Regions from separate parts of the Mus musculus genome. Here region 2 is linked to region 1. The links are chromatin contacts, found by Hi-C or POLR2A ChIA-PET in ENCODE. All regions are on one chromosome and are shown on one strand. Each heading gives the region's core, a stretch centred on a gene start or an enhancer-like site at or near the end of the contact. The rest is flanking DNA. Distances are from core to core; before and after follow the strand shown.

The links. A loop is a pair of places that touch in the nucleus more often than their neighbours do. ChIA-PET counts read pairs that join two places held with the same protein, here RNA polymerase II (POLR2A).
Region 2: a loop to region 1 is called in a map of left cerebral cortex, with 2.1 times the contacts of the local background. The contact joins the enhancer-like site here to the promoter of Tbx4 in region 1. A Hi-C loop is called at or near these places in 3 of 37 maps with a recorded cell type or tissue (all left cerebral cortex). POLR2A ChIA-PET finds 5 or more read pairs at or near these places in 2 of 5 experiments (Patski and embryonic stem cell).

Annotation. Positions count from the first base shown.
Region 1 is chr11:85,883,177-85,890,923 of GRCm38, reverse strand. It overlaps Tbx4 (T-box 4), which reads right to left and starts at 4,557. Exons shown (of 9, transcript NM_011536.3): 1 at 4,362-4,557; 2 at 661-864; 3 at 1-67. The coding sequence starts at 861.
Region 2 is chr11:85,921,119-85,928,865 of GRCm38, reverse strand. No RefSeq gene overlaps it. Among named protein-coding and RNA genes, the nearest start is that of Tbx4, 39 kb to the right of the region's middle. Within about 2 kb of position 3,420, at least 1 of the 3 ENCODE cell types and tissues checked has a DNase peak (open chromatin) inside an H3K27ac peak, as active enhancers do.

The DNA of each region.
Region 1 (7,747 bases), core at 3,308-5,807:
TGCCTGCCTCGTGGAACTTCTTCCACAGCTCCTTCTCATGCAGCCCCACCTTGATGTTCTCGATGGTCTGGGGATGGGAGGGAGGGAAACTGGTCTGTCTAGCTGGCCCACGGCTGGGCTCCACGCGGAGCCTGCATAGACCAACCAAGCGTGCAGATCTTGCCTGCCCCAGAGCCCACTCCTCAAGATTTCGTTTCACAAAATTATTTTGAACCGTTGGCGAATTGGAAGTCAGATTCAAACTCCCTCCTTTGGGGCTTCACCTACGGATAGGCCTACAGAGGAGTAGAGGCGACACTGCTGGCCCGAGGGACACCGAAAAAGGCTCGGAAGGTGTAGGTTGTGGTCGTGTGCAGGGTAGCGGCTCCAAAGCCGCCTCGGTGCCGCTTCTATGGCCTTCCTGTCTGTCTCCCTCCCTGGCTTTCGCCCTCTCGGGGTCCTCAGAGCTGGACATTGGTTTGGGTTCGTCCCCTGAAGCAAAGATCTCCCTACCTGGGCTGCGGCAGAGTCAGCCCCGAGGGTTGGAGGTGAGAAGGGCTCTCCCTCGAAAGCAAGACCCATGCCCCGTAGAGAATTTAAGAGCCAATAGACTCTGACCCCAGGAGTCCAGTCTGCGATCCAGGACGGGTCCAGCACAAGCAGACAGCCCAATGGCCTTACCTGCTCCGCGGCGGCAGCGGCGGCGGCGGCGACGTCGGCGCCCTGGCCCGGTGGGCTGCTGAGCGCTGCTCCACTAAGGCCCGGCGTGGCCAGCGCGGGTTCGGGGGCGTTGGTGGTGCTAGTGTTGCTGGCCTCCCCGAGAGCTGGGCCCGGGGCCCTGAAGGCCTCCTCGCTCTCGGACAGGCCCTTATCCTGCAGCATCTCCTGCGGGCACAGCACACGCCGAGTTACTCGGCCAGATCCACACTGGCTAGAGGCCCTGTGGCCCTGTGAAGAGTCCCCCAGGCTTTGAGTGGGCACCCCTGCACACGTGGACCCCGCCCCCTTCTGAGCTGGGGGAGGGAGCATGCTGGAGGGCAGGACACTAGCCTCCTCCCTTCAGGTTCTGGACCGGGGAGGGTCTACGTGCAGTTTAAGGTCTGACTGCCCCCAAGGCTTGGGGCTGTATGAGGAGTAGGTCTTGAAGAAAGACCGCCTTCTAGGCATGGTCTCAGCTCGTTCGGGGTCCCTCCCTCTTTCAACTACAGTCTAAGGCCTGGGTCTTCTTGTCCATTCAGAAATAGCTAGGGTCTCACTTTTGGCCCAGGGTATCCAGGACACTCCTGGGACTTACAGGAGAGGAGACCTAGGCCTGAAATTAGGAACCGGGTTCCTGCAGCCCCATATCCGAGGGCCCCAACCCCAAACTGTGGTGCTTCAGGCCTGCTTATTCCAGGTTCTCGGAATAAGGCTTCTAACCTCACACCACATTCTCCTCAGCCAAGAAGCGCCCTCTCTCTTGGGGTCCCTCTGATCCAGACCCTGAACTCTGCCAGGGGGCTCCCCAACCTGTCCTCACATTCGCACAAGCTGGCTCACACATTCCCTCTTTAATTCCAAAAAAGAAATCTTCCTTGGGCCAAAGGATTCAAAACCTTGTTAGCTAACCACTAGTCCAGTAAGGCAGGTCCATTTCACAGAGTCTGGCCTTGCCTCAGGGCACAGCTAAAATTTCCCCTAGGTATCCCTGCCTCTTCACCTGCCTGCCCATGTGCACAGTATGATCTTGGGAGCACCAAAGGTGAACTCTAGCTTACAAGAACCAGCCAGTCCTGTATCCCTCGGGGTCCAGCCATGTACTGTTCTGCGTTTCCCTTCCCTTCCCGCCACCCTCTACTCTTCCTCCAGGATCTGGCCAAGTTTTAGTAGGTTTTGTGTATCTTGGCTAACTAAATCTCTCCCCTTTCTCCTCCCACAAGCTTTCTGTTCTACCCCAGATCTCTTTGGCTATCCCCAGACTCAGGCCTCTTGCCTACCCAGCTCACCAGCCTCTGCGCCCAGGTTTAGACTCCCAGGGCCTCCAAAGTAAACAAGCCAAGTGCAACTGAGGAGATAAAAGGGGGCCGGGGCCAGCCAGGGCTGGGAAAAGCCCATAAAGATAAGGCTGACAGCCCAGCCGGTCTCGGCCACAGCCCGCCTTGAACAAGCCAGACTCGATGGACATGGCCTGCCCCTGCACCCGCCTTGAGCCACGTGCTGGTTCCCCAGCGAGCTTCGAAAATCCAGGATTCTCACAAACGGGGACGCTGCAAGGTCCCGGCAAATGCACCGGCTTCCACCCTGTTTGGGCGCCAACCAACGCCCGCCCCAGGTGCGGAGGCTTGTGGGACCAGGAGCAGGGTCTGCCTGCTGCTCTACGGAGGTCTCCCATCACCCAGAGCCTAGCAGCGGCCTTGCAACTCTTCACCCTGCCTGCGCTGAGCGGGCTGCCCTCCTGCGCCCGCTGGCAGAGTTACTCTGCGCTTTCCTTTCCGACCATCCCTTTCCTCTGCCTATGAGCTGACCTACCACTGAGAGAAGCCCCTAGATTCCCCTTTTTTTACTTGCTCCTCTGGGCGCTCCTCTACGTCCCTGAAGGCTCCAATACTGGGATATTGGGTCCCATGCTCGCCCCCGGCCCTTCACGTCTACCCTTTGCAGAGTGGCCCGCGGGCGAGCTCCGCTGCCTCTAAGCCTAGGATGGTCGCTTTGAGCTACTTAATTTTCCGAAGGGGAACAAAAGGGCGTAGCGTTTTTCTTTTCATATTTGTTACTAGTGATTTTTTTCCTTACACTAAGGGAGTTTTTAATTTGTCTTTTTGTGTGTGTGTGTGTGCTTTGACTGTTATTATTTAAGTAAAACTCTGGTCAGTTTAGTAATTTTGTCCCTAGTTCTGGGATTATTCGTGACTTTAACACTGTAAGGGTAAAGCGGAAGGTTTGATTATCATTGTAGACTATGCTGTTGCTTTGCTGTTACTGTTTCGCCCTTCAGGGCTCCCCTGGCACATTAGTAACACTGTTACCAATATCTAGACAATTGGATGCAGTGTTCAGTTAGTCCTGGTAATCAAACATTGTTTTACATCCCATTCCTGTTCCCACTTCTAGCTCTTCAGACTATCTAAATTTTCAAACGATGTTATTTAGCTTAGTTGTAATATTACTGTCCCAGATATCTCTCAGGTTAATTTTCTTTATATCATTATAATCGTTCTTGTTATCTTACCACAATTCGTTTTGTTAGGATTGTTTATGATATTCTAGGCATCATCATTATTCATCGTATCTCCCCGTAACTCTGTCATTATTTGCCACGGTATGGATCTTAATTTGCCTGCTATTTTTTTTTTTCATCACAAATGGCTGCTTGCTACTTTGTCACCATCTGTGATACTGCCGTAGCCTTTAATATTCTGGTTATTTCTCAGCGCATTGGTATAATACTTATTACTTGGGCATTATTTACAATGTTATGACTACTAATACTTGCTCATAAATTGTCATTACTCCAGCAATCCTCATCAATGTGTCTCTACAAGCATTAAGGTTACTTGTTAATGTTCTGGTTAACATAATATTGATAGGAGATCAACAATGCATCATGTGATAGTCTCGCAATGATACCGAAGGAACTTCCCATGATATATATGTTGTTCATCTTTTCCCTAGCTCATTTCCTACAGTACTTCAGTTCAGTATTTTGCTATATCAGTATTATTTCTTATATACTATGGATAGTGACTTTACGGTTACTTTTTCTCCGTACTGAAGTTATTTTGACTTCAACCCTTTTCAAATTGTTATTACTATTTTCATTTGATTCTGAAAAAAAAAACTATTGTTCTAACAAAAATCCTAAGGATTTCATCAGTTAACGGTTTCGTTCTTTCTTTGGTAATTGTTCACATTGTGGTCATTTTGAGCTACTGTTACATTACTGTTACTTAAGTAACGGCCACTGATTTAAATCTGAGGAGCCTGTGGTATCAAACAGCCCACAGTTCTGATTACCCACATTTCTGCGTGGATTTTCAGTGTGCACCGCTAGTCCCAAGACTTTTTTTTTTCCCTTTCTTATTCTGTAAATTCGAATTTCAAGGCCACAGCTCTTGTCCTTAGAAAGCCATCTCTTAAGCGATAATACTCTTAGGTCCCTAGACCCATTTAGTCCCATTACTCTAGATTATGGGGCTTGTGCCCTTGCTACTGGGTGTCGCCGGGGCAAGTACCTGGCTACCGAGGCACGGTCGCGATCCTCCTGCGACTTTTGACTACCCCAGGCCCTTACCCTAGTTGCCCGCTATTTAGCTCATCCCTCTGGATCCTGCTGCTTAAACCTGAGCTGAATGACCCCAGCCCCGCACCCTGCTCACCGGCGACGGGCTGGAGCCCACACTCACCCTAACTGCGCCGCAGCATGCGGAGGCTCCTGCGGCCCCAGGTCTGCAACCAGCTCAGGTCCTAGAGGAACGGGACCGCAGGGAGTCTGCCTGGGCCTCTGGGTCACCGTCCGGCTGCCTGCTGCGCCCTCGGGGCCCAGCACATCCCGGGTGTAGAGCGGGCCCTTGATCTCCGAGGCTGCACTTTGGGGCCTCTGCTCCCTCCTCCTGGTCCTCCCTCCCTCCGGGGCCGCCCCCCCCTCCGTGCTGACGTCGCAGCTGTCAATCAGTTCTCGCCTGCCGCCCCCCCCCCCCGGAGAGGGGGAATTCTAGGGTCCTGGGACTCTTCGGTCCTCCCAGACCCCAAGCCTCAATTGGGCTGCGGGATTCTCAGCAGTACAAAAGGGTGTCCTCGCCTTGGTCCTAGGGCTGGGCAGGGGCCTGGAGCCCCGCATGGTTTAGATTAGAGAGGAGGGAAGAGGGGACGGGCAGCTGGGTCGCTGTGCCCTGTTCCCACTGAGGCTGGACAGCCCGGCCTACTCCTAGGCCTGGGCCTGGCTACTTGCCGGGTCACCTCCCTGCACCGGCTCTCCCACAGCCCCGCCTGCACGCAGTGGACTTAGGAGCCCTGTGACCGAGGACATATATGCCCTGTACGGCCCCTGATCACCCGTGCTTACATCTACAGCCCTGTGCCCTAGATCTGGCCAGAGGATCACGGGCTGCCGGCAGGCCTATGAGTCCATGGCAGGGGAGTGCAAGGAGGAGGTTGGATGGCTGGACCTGGCCTGATATCAGAGAGAGATGCTTAACTAGCCTCAGTGGGAGCTTGGCCCCTAACCTAGCCACAGCTGGATTTGAGGGTGCGGGAATAGCTGAACCCTTTGAGGAAACTGCAGCTGAGAGGCAGGCTTGGGCCAGGAGGTCCCCAAGATCCAACTCAATGCATACTTCAGCTTGCAGCACTGAGATGGCAGATGGTGCCTTCTGCTCGGAGCCAGAAAAAGTGAGGCCTGCTTAGTAGTCTAGACCTTGAGACTGCCTGCCTCCCTCTTGATCCACTTACCTTTCTTTTTCTTTACATCTATGTACACCTCCTACAGCCTCTGAGGTCCAGACTCCTGTGGCCTTGGCCCCATCCCTGTCTGGACTTCATAGCCTGCCACATGCCCAGGAAACTTGGTCAAGAATATACCTATCCAATCATCTCCAACGGTCCCCCAAATCTGTTAGTAGGGATCCCCGCCATTAGTTTTCAGTTCTCAGCAGGGTCCGTGTCCCTTGACCGACTGGGTCATCACCTGATCATCACCTTCCCAATCCGTTTAGGATTTGTCCTCAGAAGCAGATTGAAGGCACGCTACTACCAAGAAGATTTCCTGAAGGGACTTGCCCCCTTTTCAAAGTTGAAAGGCAAGCCAGCATCTGTATCTTCTTGGCTCAAAAAAGAAGCAAAACAGGGGTCTTGGGAAAAACAAACTGTAGAGAGTATATCTTATGTCTGTATGGACAGGACTGGGAGGAAGAGCCAGACTTAACTCCTACAACCAACCAACCAACACCCACTGCTGTTAGGAGCCAGTGGCCCAGCTTAGGAGTGGTCTATTATCATCTATGGATGCAATCCTTCCCCCCATAAGCCAGACCCTCTTGGCTCACCTTTAATCCCACCACTCCAGGAGGCAGAGACAGCAGATACATGGGAATTAAAGGCTAACCTGGTCTACAGAGCCAGTTCCAGGACAGCCAGGGCTACACGGAGAAACCTTGTCTCAAAAAACAAAACAACAACAAAAATTCCTCCCATAGAATCCCAAACTAAGGAGAGGAAGCAAGCTCTAAGAGGGCCAGAGATGCTTTGTTCCAGCACTCTGTCTCCTGGAGTGAAGAAAGAAAAGGCCCTGGTGTTTCAGAGTATGCCCGGGAGCCATGTTTCCTGTGCTAGAGAAAACTGGATGACAGTCCGAAGCTTCCGCCCCCAGGCCCACACTTGTCTTCTTCAACAGCTTGCCTGTAGGGAAATCTTTCCCATGTCCATAGGCAGGCTGACCAAGCAACTGTGTGGGATAGGCAAACAGTGCTGGTGGTGAATTAGCAGGGACTGTAGGAAGAACAGAGTTAGGCCAGACCCTGGAAAGAATTTGTTGACAGTCACCGGAGGAAGTTCCTAATGACACACCGTGTAGTGAGGCTCTTAAATAATTAGGCTGTGGTCTTCCTATAAGTGCATGTCTTTCTGGAGACTCATGGGAAATGGTCTAAATCAGTATCAACTGGTTCATGATGATGTGGAGACATGAGATATGGAAGAGACAGGCAAGGTTTTGGCACTGAAAATAAAGCAGCAAACTAGCCAGCAAGTAAGTGACTGAGTGGGAAAGAAAAAGCTCTCTCTCTCTCTCTCACACACACACACACACACACACACACACATCATTATCATCATCATCATCAAAAGAATAGAATAATTCCTACACACACTTTTTTTTTATATTACTGTGAAACTGGGATGTTCCTTAGAGTCAATGTTGTGTGATATTTAGTGAACTGTGTGGGTTCACAAATATGTTAGCCTATAGCAGATGAAGTACAGTACTCATCAATGAACGTACAGAAAGTGTCTTTCCCTTCTCTTTTCTTCTAAATCAGCTTTCAGAAGTTCCAAATACAGGCAAACACACACACACACACACACACACACACACACACACACACTACACCTCAACTAACTAAACAATATCATTATATCCAACAAACATTAGCACACTGGTTTGGACTGGCTTAGGGGAAAGCTCTCAGGTTTGGTGTTAGGCTAGCCTTGGTTTTGAGCCAGGCTTGAATCTTGAACCAGCAATTAGCAGCTGTGTGACCTTCGGCAAGTCTCTAAACACCCACATCAATGGGGAGATCATGGCCTACCAGCTATGGCAAAGACTAGCTGAATCTGTACATGTAGATGACTGACCTGTGATAGGCGGGCGCTTCATAAAGTGCCCGATTTCTAAATTTTACCTCATTCCCTCTTTTTCAAAAGCCCAAGGTGTTTTATAACAAACATAAGCCAGTGAAAATACAAATAGGAAGACAAATTAGGACCAAGGCAAAGGAGAAAGTGTGTGTGCTCTCTTAAGGGCAGGAGAGCCATAATTAAAGCCAAATCTAGTGTACCAGCAGAGAAGACCAGGCAAGAATGGGGTTACTCCACTGCAGAAATGTATGAGCAATACTTCCTTTCTCATTTTTATTTTTTATTTTGTATATGTGCCTGTGTGTGTGTGTGTGTGTGTGTGTGACTGTGAGTGTGAGAGTGTAGGTATAGTGTGAATAAGAGCACATGTGTGAGAATGTGTGTGTGTAAGTTTGTGTATGTGTATATGAATGTATATGTATGTGTGTGTGTGAGTGTA
Region 2 (7,747 bases), core at 2,171-4,670, 39 kb before region 1:
TTGAAATGAAAGTAACCATTGAGTGCATGGGAATGGAAAGTCTTAGTTAAATAAATGGCTGGCTTTAACCATAGACACATGAACTTGAGTCCTCATTAACGATCCCTTCCTACTGCAGGCTTTGAGCTGCTTCCTTCCGTCTTTGCCTAATGCCAGCAGACATGAAGCAGGGAGTGCTCTCCTAAGCTCCACATCTTTGCCCAGGGATATGGTCCTAAACGTTAAAAGTGGTATTTTTAATGAAACGCCATGGAGACAGTAATGCTCAAAAATGATCCAGTAAAGTCAAAAGCGAAAGAGAGATTTCTAGTGGTCAAGCGGGTTAGCCTGGGAAGGGTGGTGATGGTGATGCCACCCAAATAGGATGAGGGGCGGAGTCCATCTGAAGCTGCACGACAGAGGCTGGGTTCATGTCAACATAGCCCTGATATGGACAGTAGAGCCTGCCTAGCTTTAGAGCAGATCTAAGTTCCCACTGCTGTTCTACAGCTTACAGTTGCACATGGCTCACATCCTGACTCAGTGCTGGGGCCTCCCATCCCCCAAACCCTGGGCCCTATCTAGAAGCAGCATAAGGTGATGGCTCTCCTTCTGCACGTCAGAGTCCTGAAGTACCTCCTGAAGGAGGGAGGTCTTTGTGATGTATCAACACTAGCACCAGTCACTGAGTCCTCCTGCTGGTTGGTTGGTTTGGTTTGGTTTGGTTTGGTTTGGTTTTCAGTCAAGAGATCAAACCCAGGACCCTGCTCATGCCGGGCAAGGACTGAATGTTTATATATACCAAAGGAGTCCTTAAGATTTTGGTAACAACAGTGCAATATATTCACATGTAACTTTTCTTCATATTTTATCTTATTTAATTTTTAAATATTTTTATTAATTATACAAAACAAAGGATTTCATCCCAACATTTTCATCTAAATATAATCACTCTACTCTGCTTATCTTTGCCCCAACACTATTTTCTCCATAAATATTTGTTTATTGAGATGAGGTTTCACATACCCCAGGCTGGCCTTGAATTCCCTATGTAGGAGAGAATGACCTTAAGCTAGTGCTATCCCTGCGTGCAGCTCCTGAATACTGGCATAGGCGTGTGCTATCGCACCTAATCGTATGTGATGCAGGGGAACAAACCCAAAGCTTTATGCATCAGAGGCCAGCACTGTATCAACTGAGCTACACTCCCAACCCTAAAATTCTTTTCATTTTTGAATGAAGAAACTGGGATTGGGTTTTGTTGCCATCATCTGTCTTGAGGTTTGTGCATATGTGCGTGTGTTTTTGTGTGTGCACATGAGTGTGCGTGCATGCTCACATGCGCACACTTGTATACATGTATGTGTTGTCTTTCACAGAGTAACCTAACCTGTGACTTCCTGTATGGCCTAAATTGAGCTTCCATGTCCAAAACAACAATATATTTTCATCAACCCTTAAACACTGTCACAGAAACATAGAGCTCAGCTGATTTCCTTCTTGAGGTTTCCATGGTCTTCAGACATCCATCTTCCTTAAGCAGGTCCAGTTGCTGTCTCCCACAGCTCTTCTGTAAACTCCACCTCCAGGGTGCACTTTATGGATGACATCTTCAAAGCCAAGGCAACCGCCTGAGAGGTCAGAAGTAAAAGATGGCGTTGTGGGGAGCCATCCCAGGTAGGCTATGTTTTTATGTCCTGGCACATTTGTGGGGCAAACTCGTCGCCCTGAGAAGGGCAGTTAATGAATAGAGAGTTCAGTTCAGTCCTAGTGTAAGCAAGAAAGAGGGCCCGTGTCTGTAATTCTGACAGCATCAGGGTCACTTCAGAGCTGGTGGGGCTCTATTTGTCTTAGGAAATCTCGAAAACTTTTATAGGGAATTTGGAAAATATTTTTGGCCAGCAGGAAAGATAAAAATCCCTGCACACAAAGTACAGGCATGGGCCCAGAGACTGCACAGACAGACTGCTGTAAAACCCCTGTTTAATAAGGCATTAAAATGCCATCGACCTGGACACATTAAAAAAAAGAGAGGGAGAGAAAGAGAGAGCTATGAAAACAAATACCATTCAAATAATTAGGATCTTATGCCTGAGGCCAGCCTCGATGCCAAGCAGGGACTCCCCTGCAGGAATCAGAGACCAGCCCGATCCCAAAAGGAGCACTGGGCCAAGACAAAGGCAGCTCAGGCAGGGCCCTTCCCCTTCCCGGGGAGGAAGTCGTGAGAGCACAGAACCCAAGGGTGGGCACCGCTCCTTTCGGCTCGGCAAGGACAAGGAGGCATTTGAAAGCCTGCTCTAGTTGGGCAAATAGGTGCCAAATTGGGTTGAGAGTTGGCAAGTACCCGTTTGTTTTGTTTACGAACGTAGCGGCAAGGCGAGGGGAAAAGATGTCTTTTCACAAGCTCATACAGGTACGGAAGCTGCTACGGAGAGATTTCCGCTGGGCTGCTGAGCCTTTGGAGGCCAGGTGCCTGGCAGCCCAGTTTCGGCCCCTCCTCCACCCCGCCCCCAGGTTAGTTTCCAAGGACTCAACTCTTATGGTCTGAAAAATTAAGAATTTGTACTCATTATGTCTGTAGGATCACCAGTGTTGTGTAGGCTTGGAAGGTCCGACAGACCTGATTGAAAAGTACATTCATAAGTTGGAATTTTAAATCGGAATGAGTCTCAGGTGCCACTCGCTTTGCAGTTCTGTTGTGGTGTTTGCTTTCTCAGTCTCTCTTAAAATTTGTAACAGTGCTCAGTAACACTCCTTAAGGGATCCCACAGAGAAGTTTGTACCCGATCAGAGTACGCGGCTTCATCCTTTTCTTCAAAGAGAGATTGTAATCCAGTGAAATTTGAAAACGAGAATGTGAAAAGGGGGAGAAAGAGAGAAAGAGAGAAAGGAAGGAAGAAAGGAAGGAAAAGAAAGAAAGAAAGAAAGAAAGAAAGGAAGAAAGAGAAAGAAAAAGAAAGAAAGAAAGAAAGAAAGAAAGAAAGAAAGAAAGAAAGAAAGAAAGAAAGAAAGAAAGAAAATTAAAAATCTATGGGGTTTTTTTCCTGGGGTTAATTTGAATTGGGCCAGTTGGTTTCGTTTTGTAATACAAAAGAAAAATTCAGGCCTTAGGGCCCATGATTTTCATTAAGTTCAGCTTTAGTGAGCTCTAATAATACGGTGGTTTATTAAAAGCGTGAAAAATGTCATCGCGGAGGCCTTCCCTCAACAGCAGCCGCGCCTCCGCCTCTGACTCACGCTTCCTCCGTGGCAGGCTGGGCTGTAAATTTGTGGTCAGGATATTTAAGGTCCACTGAACAGGCTCCTTGAAATCTTTCTTGCCATTTGGCTGAGCTCACGTCCCAATTAGCCATCTATACGGCAGTACGGCAGTACGGGGCAGTAGCTGGACAGCAAACTTGAGCAAGTGGCTGGGTGCTCAGGGCTGTGGTGAATGATTGGTCTGAGAGAGTAGCAGAGAACTCAGAACCCAGTGCCCCGGCAGGAGCCCGCTGGAGGAAATGAAAGGATCAACAGCAGGCAGGGAGCGCACTGTGGCCGATTGTTCCCTGCCACAGCCGTGGGCTTTCTTGTGTGTGCCGGAAATTGACCTCCTCAGAAGCCAAGGATGCAGGCGGCTCAAGGATAACGATAAGGCAGGTGATGATGCTAAATCATCTGCCTCTTATAGCCAATGAGATTGGCCCGCACCTCGGTAATCGTTTCCCTGCCTTAAGCTTATTATAAAAAGCCACATTTTGGGTTGGGTTTGGTTTTCCTCCCATGGAAATGTAGAAATGAGCTGGTGCTAACGGGCCAGGAAGTGCCATGGTTACCGCTCTTTTGCTTATTGTTGTTTTATTTAGAAGCAACTCATTTGGCCCTTAAATGAAGTCTAGAAGGTTGGCTGTTTAAAATGGAAGAAACTAAGAACAAGAAAAATTTGCCTAAGGTTTCCGATCACACCGTGGTAAAGCTGGGAAGCACTTTAGCAAGGGTCGGGAGTGAGGGTGGGGGAATATGGGAGGAGCTTGTATTTTAATGCAAGATCCCAGACAGCCCAGGCTGATCTCCAGCTTGGTCTATAGTCAAGACTAACCTTGAACTTCTTGATCCTCTTCCCTCTACCTCTAGAGTGCTGGAGTTATAGTTGTGTGCCACCGCACCCAGCCTTCCTTAACAACCGATTTATTCCCAGTGTCATCTAGTTTGCCGTGGATTTTGAATGAGAAGCAAACTTTCAAGCCGTCCCTTTCTCTCAGAAGCCTTGAAGAGGATTGGTTAGAAGCAGACCCCTCCCTTCAATATCCTGTGCCACTGAGCCCAAAGGCCCAGGTAGGGAGAGGTGCTCAGGGTACTGAAAAGACCAGGTGTGAGTCTTCCTTCTCAGGCTCCCCTGTCTGCTGCCTGCATTTGGCATTGTACACCTACCTACACATGGGTCCAGGTCTTGGCATCTGGTACAGCAGGCTTAACTGTGGCAGCCTCCAATAAAGCCCCCAAAAGCAATAAATAGAATTTCCCTGAAAAAAAAAAAGAGTCCCACATCTTTTAAGCATCTAAAAGCAAACTGCTGTAGACTGGTGTCCCCGGTTGGGGGAAGGGCAGCAACTTGGATTGTGCACATGTTTTATCTGCATTATTTCAGTGTAAGCCTAAGAGATGGACCGTATTTATTACCCCTAATTAGCATGCCTAGCGACTGACTCACAGAGACTAGGCTCGTGCCTACTAAGTGGCAGATTTCAGCTCATCCTCTGTCCCCTGCCTGGCCAGGCCTCTCCACCCAAAGCTCTGGTAAACCATCCCTGGGAGGATGGCAAAGAGTCCAGAGTATCACAGTAGTGGCAGAGAGCCTGGCCTTTGCACAGAGCCCCAACTTTGCTTGCTGGTCCCTCTGCACTTTGGCTCTCGGCTCCCCTGAGGAGGGAAAATCACCTCCTATCAATATAGGACTTATACATTCATCTACAATCCAGATGTGGTGGTGAACTCCTGTAAGGGCCAGCACTCCAGAGGACAAAGGGACAATCGTGTCAGGGTAGCCTGGGCAACATATGGAGACAGTCAAATATACAAACTAAAATAAACAAGCTTTTAAGATAGACAGCCGTCCTAACAAACATTAGCTATTTGAAAAGAATGAAGTAAAATTCAAAACGCAAGTTCAGTCTTTACTTTGGAAAGCCCTACCAGGTCATGGTGAAGAAATGCATCACTGCAGATATTCTTCATAGGATTGAACTCCCGAACTGCTACAAGGGGTGGAAGAAGGAAGGTGGCTCAGGGAAAGGACAAGTCCCGCAGCCACTAACTAGCCTCATACCCGGTGTCAAGCTCTTTTTACTGCCTCATACTGATGATATAAAAAGGATGGGGAATGACATTCAGGTCTCCAGTCTACCAGGCCAGAGCTTAGGGCCTGAGTTGGCCATGCTGAGTCTTGAGTAGATTGAAGTCCACTCAGCTACTCTGAGGAAACACCAAAACTCTTGATCCAGGCAGCTGAGCATGTGGAGCCTAGAGAGAGGGAAGGCTGTGCCAAGCTGCATTAAATGCTATTAAATGCGGCTCACATAGTTTCCACTATCCCTAATGGAGCCATGTCATTTTACAGACCCAGCCCTTGCTCCAGGCATCTGGCTAGGAATTATGGGTATTTAAGAGAAGCAATTCCCAAACAAGTCTCTTTCAGGTCACTCTAAGGAAGTATGCTGCATCCAGACATGGAAAAGGCACGAGAAGGCCACCCTAGCTCTGCTACTAAAGGCGCATGGCTTTGAAGCCTTCTCCCAAGAATACCCAGTTGTTTGGAGGCATCTCGATAATTTGTCAAGTCTGCCAGTGACATCTCTGTGGAGAGAGTAATACAGCATCAGATACCTGTATATGTCCGTTGGGAGCTTCGGGAATAGGCAACCCCATAGGCTGGTTGGTAGCTGAGGTTTGAGGAGGTTGCTGTAAGTCATCAGCCCCTAAAAGGGTAAGTTTCTGCCGCTTTGGACACTTTAAGTCATAGAACTAGATATGTGTGTTTATTTCCCTGATCGTTAATGTGAAAGCCATGGAAGTATGCACCTTTTGGACCCAGCAACCTCAGAGGAAAGATGGCAGAGTCTCGGGTAGTAACAGTCCTGCTGCTAAAAGTGGCAGAAGCTTCCCAACGCTGGGACCCTTTAACACCATTCCTCATGTTATGGCGGCCCCCCACCCATAAGTTATTTTTGTTGCTATTCATTGCTACTGTAATTTTTGCTATGGTTATGAATGCATGTAAGAGATATCTGATATGTGACCTCAGAGAGATTGCAACCAGTTGGGGCCCCAAAGCCCAGAGCCTACGGGCTGATGATTAACAAACTAAGTGGCGATTTCAGTTTTCTTCTCTCACAATACAGATGAGAACGATAAATCACTTTCCATCATCCAACTCCACAAAGCAAAAGGGTTGTCCTTCCCTTAAGGGAAGCAGAGAAGTGAGACACAGGGTTGACATCTTTCCTCCATGAACGTCAGGGGTCAGGGTCTATGCGAGGTGCTTTCACACAATGAAAACCACCAGCAGGGTGATTTTAAGTTCAAGGCTAATCTGAGCTACATGGTGGAACTCTTTCACAGAGGAGAAGGAAGGGAGAGGAAGGGAAGAAACCCTCCACAATCCTAAGAAACAGGTGTACTTAGACATTATCTCCAAATCCCTAACATAAACAAAGAAATGCCCTTGTTCCTTAAAAACATAAGCAGAAGGTGACAGGGCCAGTCTTAAGCCCGGGATATTTGACTCACAGGTGGCAGTGTTTCTAAGGATGCACTGTCTTTAGAATAGAAACACAGAGAGCAGAGTCCTCCAGGGTAGAAAGGCTCAAAAACCACCTGGCTCAGTTGTCCACAAGCTGGATGCTCAGAAGGACCTTCTACAGATCGGCCATCTGTGCCAACAAAGACCACTGAGCTTGATGGCTCAGGCCCATAACCATCATACTTGAGAGGCTGAAGCAGAAAGATTGCTGTGAGTTTGAGACCAGCCTTGACTACATAGCAAGTCCCAGACCAACACTCCCCCACACCCCCACCAGACCCTGTCACAACTAAAGAAAAGAAAAGAAAAACCAAAAGCCGTTGGTCTCTGAACTCCTGCTCATCCCAGTTCTGAACAATACCACTAGACACAGTCCTACTTGGAATGACCTGCTGGAATCCCCAGACCCAGGAGACCTCAAGCAGCCCCAAGGCCAAGCTCTACCCCCTGCTGCTCTTTCTGCCGCAGGTATTTTGTCCAATCAAAACTCAGAACCTCACTTTCCACTTTCCACTTTCCAAACAGCGGCGAAGCTTGGGGTCTCAGAGTACTCGTGAGATTTTGTTGGAAAAGTCTTCCAATTCCTTCAACCCAAAAGGTCTAGACGAGAGCCTCCTGGGCTGGGATCCATGTAGCCGCCAGCCTGTCTGAGGGAGGATGGTGGGTGACGCTTGGGCTGTTACCCCACCCCCACCCCCACCCCCGTCCTGCACAAGAACAGGAAAGACACCAGTCTGTGAAGGAATGATGGAGGGAAAATGATGGCATTTTCTGAGCATGATCCCTTACATGGGGAGCCATGTTTGAATGTGTCTTGTCTTTGGTAAGCATGGATTGAGTGTGGTTCCTGCAGAATTGCCTCCTCTAAGAGAGCAGACTACTTGACACGTCCGAGGGATGAGAGGTGTCCAGGCATAGAGGATAGATACGGGAAACATCCCTGATTGAGTCTTCCTGGGCCTACTTGCCTCTAGGAAACAAGGAAGAATA